Regions from separate parts of the Mus musculus genome. Here region 2 is linked to region 1. The links are chromatin contacts, found by Hi-C or POLR2A ChIA-PET in ENCODE. All regions are on one chromosome and are shown on one strand. Each heading gives the region's core, a stretch centred on a gene start or an enhancer-like site at or near the end of the contact. The rest is flanking DNA. Distances are from core to core; before and after follow the strand shown. Region 1 overlaps Gm32968 (a long non-coding RNA gene). Region 2 has its middle 38 kb from the start of Gm39264.

Evidence for each region. Hi-C counts contacts between places; a loop is a spot of excess contacts on that map. ChIA-PET counts read pairs that join two places held with the same protein, here RNA polymerase II (POLR2A).
Region 2: POLR2A ChIA-PET joins it to region 1 with 18 read pairs in embryonic stem cell. The contact joins two enhancer-like sites. A Hi-C loop is called at or near these places in 1 of 37 maps with a recorded cell type or tissue (mouse trophoblast stem cell). POLR2A ChIA-PET finds 5 or more read pairs at or near these places in 3 of 5 experiments (Patski and embryonic stem cell).

Annotation. Positions count from the first base shown.
Region 1 is chr8:120,331,822-120,339,069 of GRCm38, reverse strand. It overlaps Gm32968 (a long non-coding RNA gene), which reads right to left. Exons shown (of 3, transcript XR_388103.3): 2 at 2,844-3,017; 3 at 46-1,276. It also overlaps a transcript of Gse1 not described here. Among named protein-coding and RNA genes, the nearest start is that of Gm32968, 7.8 kb to the right of the region's middle. Within about 2 kb of position 2,933, at least 1 of the 3 ENCODE cell types and tissues checked has a DNase peak (open chromatin) inside an H3K27ac peak, as active enhancers do.
Region 2 is chr8:120,379,380-120,386,420 of GRCm38, reverse strand. It overlaps a transcript of Gse1 not described here. Among named protein-coding and RNA genes, the nearest start is that of Gm39264, 38 kb to the right of the region's middle. Within about 2 kb of position 5,205, at least 1 of the 3 ENCODE cell types and tissues checked has a DNase peak (open chromatin) inside an H3K27ac peak, as active enhancers do.

The DNA.
Region 1 (7,248 bases), core at 1,684-4,183:
GGCAGAGAGCACACACTGGAAATGGTGTGAGGCTTTTGAAACCTTAAAGCCCATCCCCAGTGACACACTTCCTCCAGCAAGGCCACACCTCCTAATCCTCCCCAAACAGTTCCACCAACTGTAGACCAGCTAGTCGGCGTCTCATTCAAACGCATGAGTCTGTGGGGGCCAGCCCAGCCACCAAGGCGCTGAGTCATCAGCCCGTGATTACACTTATCCCTGTGGAACTTGGCCAGAACCCAGTCTCCTTGAGCTCCTCTTGCCTCAGATCCCAAGTCCTAGAAAGACAGGTTACTGTATCACCATGCCGGATTTGGTCGGTTATTCCCCTTGCTTACTGAAGGCCTCATGTGCTCTGAGGTAGCTGTGTAAACCCCCTGCTAAGTCTGCATGTCACCCTGCCTTCCCTGTCCTTACACTCCAAGTCACCCCGGTGTTAGTCGGAGGGCAAGGACAGGTGGGAGTCTAGTAGGCAGAGCCTAAGGTTGCTAAAAAAAGAGGGGGGCACTGAGGCTGTCACTCTAAAGAACCATTGGCTGGGGTGGACAGGACAGACAGCAGCAGCAAAGGAAGCCACGACAACCTTCCTGAAGCATCCCCCGAATCTGCTCTGCAGTTATCCCATTTGATCCTCTAGCGCGGGTCAGGGTTATCAGGTGTCAAGTTAGGACACCTAGCTCCATATTTTGACCCCCACGAGGACCCGCTGAGCTACAGAGCCGAAGACTTAAGAGGCAAGTCATGGGGGTGCCACACGTGGGTGGAGAGGGGCAGCTAGGGAGATGAGGTGAGTCATCTGACCTCTACAGTGGCCTGGAGGGAGGGAGAGAAGAAACCCATGAGTGTCTCGGTGACCTCCGAGGGGACCACTGTGACGCGCTGGGTTCTGTGGCTGCTGGGGTGTGAGCGGCACTGACCGATGGACGGGTCAGCACTCCCCAGCACCCCCGCCTGGGATGCAGTGATGTTTCTTCCCTTCCTGGGAGAGAAAAGGGTTGGCAGTGGTAGGTCAGACACTACTTGGGGGGTGGGGTGTCCAGAGCCTCCTCCTTCAGGGGACCTGTGAGAACTTGCTGGGTATGGGGATCCCCAGACCAGGGCACTGGAGTGTCAGAATCAGGCTCGAAAGGCAGCAGGCAGGGAGGCAGGCTGAAGCTTCAGAGTGGGAGAGGGCAGGGTGCACAGAAGGGCAGGGCAAAGGGTCACTAAGGCATCCATTAGGGTTCCCGGCATCCAGCATGGTCACCCACAGTGGACAGTTGCCAAGACAACGACCCTGTGGAGGGAAAGATGAAGTGTAAGAGCAGGGCTCCAAGCAGTATCCGCCTGTCACCAGGCACGGGGAATCTCTCACCACACCCCCTGCTTGGCATCACCACACCCCCTGCTTGGCACCACAACTGAGCAACTGATGGTTGGGGGTCACCACAACATGAGGAGCTGCATTAAAGGGTCACGGCATGGGGAATGTTGAGGGCCTCTGGACCAGGGAGGGTAAGGATGGAAGAGGGGAGGGGCTCTGTGTGTGCTCAGTAAACCTGAATCCAGTGCAACAGGTTGAGACCTGGAGCTAGCTGTGGACCCTGCTGTGTGACTTAGGGCAAGTGACTTCCCTCTCTGTGCTTCTAAGGCCACATCTGAAAGAGACAAGAGACTAGTGTGTAGACATGATGTGTAGGGTGGGAGGAGCTTGAATTAAGAAGTACAAAATGGCTGGGGCCAGGTCAACCTGGTCTTTCATCAGAGGTCCCAGACCCTGACAATCTCTCTTTGGCATCTTAGATCCTCCCCTCCCCACACCCCCACACAATTCCTTCACCAGAGCCAGAGATGTTTTCCAGATGAGAGTGTGAGCTCAGAGAGGCTAGGAATCTTGCCTAAGGCCACACAGCAAGGGATGAACTTAAGTCTCTCTAACTCCCAACTGGCTGGCTAGGATTACATCTAGCCCCAAGGCCAGGCTCTGAATGTGAGCCACAGAGCTCGGCACGCCTGGGGCTATGCAGTGAAATCCTCACTTGTGAGCTGGCTTCCGGAAACCTCTCAGACACCAAGCAAGGGAGAGGGAAGGGTGGAGAGAAAATGCAGAAGAATGGCAAGAACTCGCCAGGGTACCTAAAGAGAAGACAGGGCTTTCTGAGTGTGAGTGAGGGGCTCCGAGTGTGTGTGAGGGGCTCTGAGTGTAGGTGAAGGGCTCCGAGTGTGTGTGAGGGGCTCTGAGTGTGGGTGAGGGGCTCTGAGTGTGGGTGAGGGGCTCTGAGTGTGGGTGAGGGGCTCTGAGTGTAGGTGAAGGGCTCCGAGTGTGTGTGAGGGGCTCTGAGTGTGGGTGAGGGGCTCTGAGTGTGGGTGAGGGGCTCTGAGTGTGGGTGAGGGGCTCTGAGTGTCAGTGAGGGGCTCCAAGTATGGGTGAGAGGCTCCAAGTGTGGGTGAGGGCTCCGAGTGTGGGTGAGGGACTCTGAATGTGAAAAGGAGCCCCGAGGATGTGGGGGGTTCTGAGGTGGGGTGCAGGGTTCACAGGTGGAGGGCAGGACTTTTGCCAGAAGCAACTAGGTAGCTTTCCAAGATACTTGCTGCCCATGGCTGCTGTAATAAATGACCCCAAATCTAGAGGCTCAGAAACATACCAGACCTCTTTCTGACTGGATCTTAGGGGCTGAAATCTCAGGCTTGGCAGGGCTGGCCTCCCCACTGCCCGGGGGGTCACCTGCTTTATCGTCTTGGCTTCCAGAGAGGATTGTCCCCAGTGGCTGCCTCTCCCACCCCACAAGTCCATTATCACAGATCTGAAGTTCCATTCTATGCCTGCCGCCTCCCCTTTGTCTCCACCCCTCCCCCCACCTCACCAGCCCAGTGTAATCTTGTGGGCCATCTGCACACTGTCCTTCTCGCGGCCCTGGGGATCCGGACATGGATACGGGGGGGCCCTGCCCGACCTCACACAGATGGCCTTTGGACATCGTATGTAACCCACAATCACTGTCACCGGGAAGGACACATGGGTCCCAAAAGCCAACAGCCTGGGGAGAGATGGAGAAAGCAGGGGCTTCTATATCTTCAGCCTCCAGAGAGGGAGGGTCTCCCTCCCACCTCCTACCCCCTCTGCCCCAGCCTCCTGCCCTCTGTCCCCAAACGTCACTCTTCCCTCCTCCTTGCTGGGCATTCCCCAGAGTTACTGTTTTAATAAGCTCCTTGCCCTCTAATTAGCAGGTGCGGCTCTGTAAGGAAGCGCCTGGTGTTTACCTAGCACGGAGCCTTTAATAACTGCAGCCCGGCGGGCTGGCTCCCTAATCCCCTCTGCAGGCGGGCTAATGAGCCTGGCACCGCCAGCCACTCCTGCCTCACCAGGCTAGCAGTGCCCCCAGGGCTTCTTACTGAGCCCCGCCAGGACCCTGGAGCCCACAGACTCCAGGCCTGGGTCAAGCGTGATACCTCGCTCCAGACTGATGGCACTGCCAGGTCCGTGTTAGGGGAAATGAAACCTCCTTAGCGGGTGGGGCTGGCCAATCTCAGAGCTGGCAACATCTCCATACTTAAGGGAGGGCTGTCCCTCGGGACTCAGGCAGGGGGCAGAGGCCACTAAAACATGCAATACTCAGGGGCTGCAGACCAGAGGGCACAAGCTAATTCTACAGCCTGGAACAACCGTTCCTCCCCCCCACAAGCTGGGGGTGGCAACAGCTAGGAGCACTGGGCAGTCTGGGGCAGAACTCATCCAATCAGCTACAGGAGGTCCCCGGAGGGAGCTGTTGACTCCAACAAGGGACAGCTACCACAGGGCAGCTTTCAGGTCTCAAGCTCCCCTCCTCCCAGACACAGCAGGACCCAGAGAGGAAAAAAAAGGCACTCTGTGGCAGAATATTCTAGAACAAGATGTGTGTGGGTTTTTTTTTTTTTTTCCTTTTAAATAAATGGATGTGCCTTGGGGCTGCTTGGGAGGCAGAGGCCCCGCCCACCCATTTGGAGGCGTTGAATAGCTTGAAAGGCCCTTGGAGTGCGGAGGCAAGAGAGAAAGGCCTCCTCTCAGCTTCCTTTGTGGGAAAGCCTCCTCTGGCCCCTGCTGGGCCTTTATCTGACTCGGCTGGTTCTTCCTGCAGTGGGGGTACCTCAGGAAGGTGGGTGGAGGGGAGGCCTCCCTTCCTGCAATCCTCCCCCTCCCTCTTCCCTCCGCTAGCCTCTCTCTCCCTTCCCAGGCCACAAGGTTCCCCAGGCCTTCCCCTTCCTGGGCAAGAGCATTCTAGTGCCTCCTGCTCAGGCAAGCAAAGACCCTGGCCACTGGACACCCTTCAGCTAAGAGCAGTCAAGCACAAACTAAGAGTCAGTTTTTTGCTGAGAGTCACCCTGTGCAGTCATCATAAAAGGGAGACCGAAAATCTGGGGATCCCTCTAATCACAGCCACTGGACCCAAGTGTGGCCAGTGACCCCAGCTAGGTGACAACAAACAACTGGGCACCTTCTCAGGATGCCATCCTTCCTCAACGTCAACCCAGAGGGTGAGTGAGTGACCCACATTCTGTAAATTCGTAGAATGACAGGAAGAATGGCCAGGATCAGAGAACCTGCACCTAGCCATCCAACCTTGACCCCTGGGCTCACAGGGAAAGAACAAAGGAAATGTGAGCCAGACCAAGCTAGTCAGAATCCTGTCCCATCTGGGTGGGTGTGGTGGCGCATGCCTTTAGTCCCAGCACTTGGGAGGCAGAGGCAGGCAGATTTCTGAGTTTGAGGCCAGTCTGGTCTACAAAGTGAGTTCCAGGACAGCCAGGGCTATACAGAGAAACCCTGTCTTGAAACCCCACCACCACAAAAAAAAAAAAAAAAAAAAAAGAAAAGAAAAAGAAAAAAAGAAAAAAAAGAAATTCCCGTCCCGTGTACCCTTCCAGAACTTTCTAGGGCAATGGCACAGACGGCACAGTGTCTGGAAGAGGAAGGGGCTAATGTTGTGACTTCTGTATCTGGCTCTTGACTGTGATGACTTTGGTTCTGGGGCTCCACAAACCAGGAACCCCAACTGCCTAGAGGGAGGAGGCAGGAAGAGTAAACCAGACCCACAAGCCATAGAACAAGTTGGCAAGAGGCCCCACCATGTTGCTAGCCACTCTGCCATCTTGGAAGCGGTTCTTCCAGCCCCAGGCAGAGGCCTCCACAGGTGGTCCCACCTAGCCTCACCCACCCCACCCACCCCACTGCAGGTCTGTGAACAATGGAGCATGGGCTGTTCTGTGGTCGGCAGCACATAGGAGGCTGGAGGCAAGATGGCCAGGCAAGATCAGCTTCAGATGACTGGACCCCCCACAGTATCTGGGTGCCACGCCCTTATTCAGTTCTAGAAGTGACCTCCATTGCATGCACAGGGCGACCAAGAAACAGAGATGCTAGATCACTTGCTGGAGGTTCCTGCCTCTCCCCAGTAGGAATGATAGGCCAATGGCAGCCATTTGCCACATAAGCTGGGACAGTCTTGATTTCTAGGACAGCATTTTTTGAATAAAAGATGTTATGTAGAACAGGCAGCCCATCTTTCTACTCCTGTAAAAATTAATACGATTTTTTTTAAAGTGGACTTAAAAATACTGCCCCCCCCCCCCAAAATGGATCATAGTATTCGATTTCTGGTGGAGAGCCACGGCAGGCTAAGTGCGTGCCAGCAGAAATCGTCTCACCCTGTTTCTCACCAAATAAAAAGACATCCATGATCACAATCCCTTGAGGACCTGGACAGAAAAGAAGGCTGAAGGCAAAAGCAGATCTGCCAGGGGAACCAGTGTCTGGTGCTCCCTGGTCCAGCAGAGTAGCGCAGGCTTGTCAATGCAGCTACTCTAAGGGACTGAGGCAGGCACAAGTTCAAGGCCAGCCTGAGAAATTTAACAAGACCCTATCCCAGAAAAAAAAAAAAAAAAAAAAAAAAAGAGTGGAGTCGGCTTCACTGGTAGAGTTCCTTCCTAGAATCCTCCAGTTAAGGGCCTGGGGGCGTGGCTCAGACAGAATTCAGAATTTGCATATAGGAAACACTGACTCTCCCCACCTCAGCAGGATGGTGTATACTTAGTGTCATATAGCTATCACCCGCATCTGAAGACTTTCCATCATCCCCCAGACGAAACCCACAGCAGTGACTCAGCACCCCCTTCCCATCGGCTGTCTTTGGGTTTGGGTGCTGGTCACATCAGACTGGTAAGAGTCCCACACTGGGTGGCCTCCCGTGTCTGGCTTCCTGTTTTTGAGTCGTGTGTGTCCTCCACTGCTGGGTTCTGTGCTGCCTTCCCTTCCCTGAGTGACTGTTCTCCAGTGACTGATAGTGCTCTGGTGCCTGAGAAGGTGAGCATGTCCACTCTCTTGGGAACACCCCCATGACTTGCTCGGTTGCATGGTGGCTTTCGGATCTGGGACTCCCCTGGAACTCTCCCCGGGCCTCCCCATATCCTCCTCCCCCACCCAAGAGTAGGTGAGGATTTGGGCATCTCCAAGTCCTTGTCAGAATTTAGCAGTTGCTGGTCACTGCTTTAACAGACCTCTGTATGCTCAGTGGCGCCTCCATGTGGTTTCATAATTCCCATGCAAAGGAACCAGGTGGCACTGAGCGCTCCTGGTTGGATGTGAGGTCCCAGACTAGCTGGCCTTGGCAACTGTTCCATGCTCGGCCATACAGCTGGATGGCCGGCCCCACCGTTGTCCATTTATAGTGCGGGGGGGGGGGGGTCGGGACGGGGAGGCAGGGGGAAACTGCCACATGAAACAGGATGACACCTGGAGCACAGCGGGGGACCAGGCTTCTTTCAGGGATGTCACACTCAGTCACCAGCTGTGCCTCCAGAACTGGTGGGGCCCCACAGCAAGATCCTCAGACTGGGTTCATACTTCAGACCCTGCTGTGGACTGGCTACCCACCACTTTCCTTCAGTACCCTCTGGAAACATCTCTGCCCACTTCCAGCGTCCAACTTACTCCACAGTATCTGAGTGGAAGGCTTTAACCCACCATTATCCAACCTCTAACCTTTTTACCTTTCACCCCACCAAAGGATGACCCACATGGGCAGGAGCCCTGTCCCACTATCTCCTGGTCTCTTCAAGCATCGGGAGGGAGCAGGGTTGTCTTGCCTTTGGCATCAGAAGCGTTTATCACCAGACCGCATCTCCCTCTGTATCTGTTCCAAGGCCAGGCTTGGGGTTTGGATCTGGATCAGAGGGGCTCCGGCTCACCTGAGGCCTGTTCCAAGCACTCCTGAGGTCTGTCCGTCTCTGCCACAA
Region 2 (7,041 bases), core at 3,956-6,455, 45 kb before region 1:
GAAGCCAGTATTCTGCTAGCAGCCCTCAGATGAAGATGTAGAACTCTCAGCTCCTCCTGCACCATGCCTGCCTGGATGCTGCCATGTTCCCACCTTGATGATAATGGACTGAACCTCTGAACCTGTAAGCCAGCCCCAATTAAATGTTGTCCTCATGCCAGGTGTGATGGCACACGCCTTTAATCCCAGCACTCGGGAGGTAGAGACAGGTGGATTTCTGAGTTCGAGGCCAGCCTGGTCTACAGAGTGAGTTCCAGGACAGCCAGAGCTATACAGAGAAACCCTGTCTCAGAAAACAAAACAAAAAAACAAAACAAAACAAAATGTTGTCCTCATAAGAGTTGCCTTGGTCATGGTGTCTGTTCACAGCAGTAAAACCCTAACTAAGACGGGCACAAAACTGCAAAGAGCTCTAAAGTATCACACACACACACACACAGAGTACATGCTCATAGGCGCACATGGCAGACAGTATACACACTTGTGTATACACACTGGTAGGCAGCAAAGGCAACTGATTCCACACATGCACAGACAAATGGACACACATGTGAACATTCACAAGCATGTTCATTACACTTATACCCATGCACACTCACGGCAGCTGGCATACTACACACACAGACCCCTCACATGAATATGCACACACATTACATATGTTCGCCACCCTCCCGAAAGTTCATATGCACATAACCTCATGGTGCACATATAATCTCAGCAGGCCCAGAGAAAGCTGGTTGTTTACCACAGACACCTAGAACGGGCCTTGAAAGAATCTGCCCCCTTCAACCCGGTTGTAGCATCTGCAGTAGATCCCCACGCCCAGTTCCAGCCTGTATTGTGCATGTTTCATCATTGCTGTAATGAAATGCCCACAGCTGGTTAATCTTATAAAGAAAAGAGGCCTCTGTAGCTTGCAGAAGACTGTTGAGTGTTTGGAAGAGTCCGGAGGTGGCATAGCTGTGTGGGAGAGGGGACAAGTCTCTGGCCCTTTTTCTTACAGTCACTAGGATTTAGTCATAGGCCCTGCCCCAGCTGCTTATCAAATCCCAGTGTGTCACCAAGAGCCCTAGTTCTGAACTCCACTCACCTAAGAGGACAGAACAGGGCTCAATGCCAATACAGAGCCCTTGAGGATACACTCAAACGACACCAAACCAGGTGCTCCCATTTTACAGCTGGACAAACTGAGGTTCCAGACATGTAGCAATGTGCCTGGCAGCACTGAGACTGGCCTGGAAACCCTGAGGATACACTGCAACCTTCAATTCCTCCCCTTTGGAAATCAAAATCAATGGATCTGTTGATAGGGCCTGGACCTCAGGTCCTTGTTAAAAAAAAAAAAAGTTCTGAGGGCTGAGAGGTGGCTTAGCATTTGATGGCTGCTCTTCCAGAGACCTGAGCTGAGTTCCCAGAACCCCCATCCCTCAGCTCAGTCACCTGTAACTCCAGGTCCAGGGGATCTGGTGCCCTCTATTGGCCTCTATGGGTAGTGCACTCACAGGTGCACACTCCCTGCCCCTCAACCAACACACAAACACATATGATTAATAATAAATCTTGGGGCTGGAGAGATGGCTCAGTGGTTAAGATCACCAACTGTCCTTCTAGAGGTTCTGAGTTCAATTACCAGCAACCACATGGTGGCTCACAACCATCTGTAATGGGATCTGATTCCCTCTTCTGGTGTGTCTGAAGAGAGCAATGGTATACTCAGATATATAAAATAAATAAATAAATCTTAAAAATAAATAAATAGCCAGGCGGTGGTGGTGCACGCCTTTAATCCCAGCACTTGGGAGGCAGAAGCAGGTGGATTTCTGAGTATGAGGCCAGCCTGGTCTACAAAGTGAGTTCCAGGACAGCCAGGGCTATACAGAGAAACCCTGTCTCGAAATCAATCAATCAATCAATCAATCAATCAATCAATCAATCTTGATGGGCCATAGTGGCACATCACGTGGGAGGCAGAGGCTAGTCGATCTCTGTGGGTTTGAGGCCAGCCTGGTCTGCAGAGAGAGTTCAGGACACTCGGAGCTACACAGAGAAACCTTGTCTTGGAAAAAAGAAAAGAATAAATCTTAGGAAGAGAAGGAAAATGATTCTAAGAGAGGCTTAAGGGTCATCCCAGGAAAACGCCTCAATGAAAATTAGACATTAGGGCTGCAGAGAAGGCTCAGCCAGTGAAGTGCTTGCTACACAAGAATGTGGCTGGCTGTGTTCTCCGTCAGAACCCACACAGAAGGCGGGTGCTCTGGACCGTGCCTGTAACCCCAGCACTGGAAGAGACCATCAGGAGGATGGTCCTCAGCTCAGTTCCAAACCCGGGGCCCTGTCCCTGGAGAAGGATGAGGGAGGAGGCCCAGGTGTGGAGTGGAGCCGTGGTGCAAGAGGACCAGATGGCTGCTGGCGGCAGGTGGTACCTCCTGCCTTGTCAGGCGCTCTGGGCAGCTCAGGGCTGAGTCAGAAACCCCAGCTCCCTGCATGGAAGGTGACTTTGGAACTTGTGACCTGGATGTGACAGTTCCAGAAGCAGGAAATGGGGGCACTGCCTCTAGGATTAGTGACAAGCCCTGGGCCCCCTGGAGATCATGTGAACCAAGCAGGGACACACCAGGCCCAGCCTCTGATACAGGTCGCCTGACCTACCTCTCCCCTCCTTGAGCCTCTTTGCCCTTTTCCTCCCACCCGTTGAGAGCAAGCCCAGCTGCTTCAGACCCTGCCCCGCCCCAGGAACTCAAAGGCCCTCTGCCCTTTCCTCTCTCCGCAACCACCTCTGCATCTTTGTGTGCCTCTGTCTCTGTCTCTGCTCCTTCTCAGCCTCTGACCTTGCGAGCTCTGTGGGGAGGGCACCCTGGCTCATGTACAGAAGGAGCTGAGATCTTGGCAGCCGGAAGTTATAGCGCCCAGGTGAGGCTCTCCTGATTCCACCCTTGCCCATGGTAGACTCAAGTCCCCAGAAGCAGCACTCTGTCTGAGCAGTGCCTGGATGCCCAGCTTGACTGTGGAGCTGGCAGTGACCTCGGTGTCCTGAATCCAGCATATCACATTCAGGCTCCAGGGATGAGGAAGCCTATGGGCCTGGACCGTCCCCATGGTCCCAGCAGCTGCAAAGGGCTCTGGAAGACACCAGTCGCTGACGGAGAGGGTTAGGTGTTTATCTAGACCAGAGAGTGTTGGCACCACAGTGGCAGGGAGAGAGGGGGTCTAGAGACCCAGCCGGGTGTTGGTTCACTCGGGCTTGCACTCAGCTCTTAAAATGAGGCTCCCCGCTCACTGGCTGGCTCCCCATTCCCTGTGGAGCTGCTTAGAGGAGGCTCTGAGTCTGCTTCTCACCTCCTCCTCACAGGGCACAGTGGGTTCCCAACACAGATGGACCGCAAGCTGGGAGTGAGGACAGGCTGAGGCCAGGAGCGGGCAGCCTGACTTGAGACTCAGCAAAGCTCTATTTGTATCTGACTGGAACATGCTAGAACTGGGAAGCTGGGGTGGGGAGGGGGCATTTTGAAACCGCAGGCATATAGCCAGGGGACAGGGCCGCCAAGTCTTCAGATCGGGTTGGGGGGACTTAGCTGGCCAGGCCTTCCCAAGACATCACTTCTTTCTCCAACGGCTGATCTATTCTGGGCGGGCTCTGGGCTCTGCTCCAGGCCAGGCTGGGAAAGGGGCCGAGGCTGGGGAGGAGGTGGCAGGGGGTGGTGGTGACAGGAGCTGTTCTGGGCAGGCCCCTGGAGAGCGTGGGCAGGGGAGGACAGAGCTGGCAGATGGAAGAACCTTTATTAAGAATGAGTCAAAGACCAGAAGGATTTTCTCAGGAGCCCTGGCGAGAAGGGAGCCCCGGAGTCCTGCCGCAAGGCTGGGCATCGTGCCCAGCCGCCGAGCCAAGGGGGGGGGGAGCTGGGCACTGGCCATGGGGCAGTGTCTCCAGCCAGGACACATGCCAGCCCGGGGCCATCCTGGCTAGGCCTCTAGACTCTAAGGCCCCTTTTCATTGCTGCTTCACCCTTAGAGCCCCCTCAGTCTGCCCACCTGTGCAATAGGAGGATCTTTCTCTGTGAGTGAGCCCAGACTGCAGACCAGTCATGGGGTGGGAGTGGGGCGGAGACCCCAGCTTGCCTTGACTCTCCCCTGTGGCACTCCCTATTGTAACTGATGCCCTACAGCTCTGCAGCCTAGATTCTGTGGGCATGAACGAGTCCTAACTGTCCACTTCCATCTCTCTCAGAGGTTTATAGCTAAGCCTACATCCTAAGCCTGCCTGCTCTGCTCTCTCCTGCTTGTGACCCAGGTGCCCAGCTCTGTCTATGGACAATATCAGGAACGTCCCCCCTGCTGGCTTAATTCCCTGCTGAAGCCACCTCCTTCAGGGCCAGCCTGGCTGTCACAGATGTGTGCTTAGTGCCCGAGGCTGGCTTTTTCAAAGCAGTGGCCATGAGATAGGCATGTCCTGCTGCAGGACGTGCTCTGGGGGACAGTGAACATCCAATCAGGGCTGGTGAATTCCTTCCAGGTCACTGTGGCTTACAAAGAACAAGATGGAGGGGCTGGAGAGAGGGCTCAGCCATTAAGAGGACTGGATGCTTTTCAGAGAGTCAAACCAAGCTTAGTTCTCAGCATCTACACGGTGTCTCACAACCATCTGTGCCTGGGGATCGGTCACGATGTGATACACGTATAAACATTCAAGCAAAACACTCATGTATCAATAAAATATCTGTAAGTTGGTTTTTTTGGTTTTTTTGGTTTTTTTTTTTTTTTTTTTTTGGTTTGTTTTTTTCTCTAGCAGGGCCTAGAACTTTAAGGACAAAGGGAGAGTCTGGAGGGCAGCCACCGCACCTCTGTCCCCCAGGGACTGAGCAGCAAAGCACTGGCTTTGAAGTATTGCTCCTCTGGTCCTTTTTCTGTTCGCACAGTAGCAGCCATCCCCCAGCCTCCGAGATTATTCGTGAATTCTCCCTCTACACCCATCAAATTAGAGCAGTGGCCACCCGGCTAGGCAGCCCCGACAGGTATTAAACTTTAATGAACACTAATGGCCTTGGCCTACTTCACCAGCACAGGGCTACTTACTAACATTTAACTCCTCAGGCCCCTGTGCTCCCTCCTCTCCTGCTGTGCTGCCCCCCCCCCCCATGGATCCTACCCCTTCCCCCCTCAGCCCACAGCTGGGCCTGCCCTTGAAGGTGTGTCTGCAAGCTGCCCGGCCCGTTCGCAGTCCAGCAGAAACCACCCTGCTCCCATCCGTTGTTGTCCAGAGCCACCCCGGGCTCTCAGGTTGACCAGACATGACAGGCGGTTCCCAGAGGGGCGCGCTCTGCTGTATGCAGACATAACCCTCATCCATCCAGAAGCCACCAAATACCATCCAAGCCCCTGCTGCCCTCCGGCAGTCAGAGGGGCTGTGTGCTTGAAGTCAGAGCTAAGCACAGTGCCAGGGTCCCAGACTGGGCCCTCAGATTGGAAGCAGAGGGAAGAGACAAGGATGCTGGACTTGTTCACTGCTCCAGAGCTGGCCACTGCCTTGTAGATACGGACTCCTTCCGTCTGTGAGCAATCACACAGAACCGTGAAATGTTCCAGAAGGTTCTAGATTTTCATCAGTCAGGAAGAGATGGCTCTTTGTGAAAATGAGGGCAACAGGCAAGCCCTTCAGGTGCCCCTGGGGCACTTGTAGATGGGGATATATAAGGGAGGGGCATTTGAACAGTGCTTACTGTGTGCTAAGGTGCTGTATAGATGGAGCTGCAATGCCATCAGATGTAACTGTAAGCAGGGTTCCAAGGGGGCAGGCAACCTATCTCACAGACAGGTCCCCAACCTCTCCTCTGTTCCTCCCAGTTAGAATGTAAGACACGGGGCACAGGCTGTAGCAGCCACTATTCTCTGAACTCCAGACAGCAGCGATGGAGACAGAGACGTCACTCTGCTCCAAGTGGGGCGAGCTGAGGGAGCCCTGGCCGTGTAGCTCAGACGCCAGCTTGTAGAGTTGCCACAGTCCCTAGGAACCACTCAAGCTGCCCACCTGGTTCCAGTTGCTTCCACAATACCCTGGCTGAGGTATCGACCCAGAGCCTCCACTTTCCCATTTCTACCACGGCAGGTAAGGTACTGCATAGGACTGCTGCTAAAACACAGGACACCCTGTGAACCCCTAAAATCTCAGATAACTTAGCACCACATAAGCCAGTGTGGCAGTGCACACCTGTGATGCTAGCACTCGGGGCGGAGGCAGGAGGATCTGCAGCTCACTGCCATGCACAGCTTTGTCGTGAGTATGAAGTTAGCCTGGGCTACGTGGGACCCTGTTTCAAGTCATCAAATAAATGACATCAGACAACAACACTTCAATATTAGAAGTGTGTGTGTGTGTGTGTATGTGCACACACGCATACACATGCCATAGTATACATACAGAGATCAGCGAACAATTTTGGGGAGTCAGTTCTTGCCTTCTGCCTTGTTAAAGCAGATCTCTCATTTCTGGCCCTGTGCAGTGTTCTCGGGGCTAGCCAGCTTCTGAGTGATTCTGTCTCTGCCCATCTTGGTGTAGAAACGAAGGGATTGTAGGAGGGTCAGCAGGTCCAGCTCTTGACATGCGTTACGGGGGTGGGGGTGGGATCTGGGTCACTGGGGGGCTTGTGTTGCTTGCTACTGTTGCACCCCACTGAGTACCCCACTGAGCACCCCACCGAGCTGCCTCCCAGGCTCCAGACCATGATTCTTTGACCGAATGACTTTAGGAGGATGGAAATCTCCGGGTGTAGTAGCACAAACTTAGAATCCCAGGACTCTGGGGACTGAGGCAGGAGAACTGCCTCAAGTTCTGGGTCAGCCTGGACTACAGTGGGAGCTCAAGGCTAGTCAGGGCTATGCGGGAAGGCCCTTTGTCAAAAATGTCATCCTCAGCAATGAAGATTTAACACAGAAGGTACAATCCCGTTAAATACTGCAGGCGAACGGCTTTCTGAGGGCCGGAGAGCCAGGCAGCCAATGCCACAGCCACTTCAAGAATATTCTCAGGGCTTAAAGGGAAAAGACTTC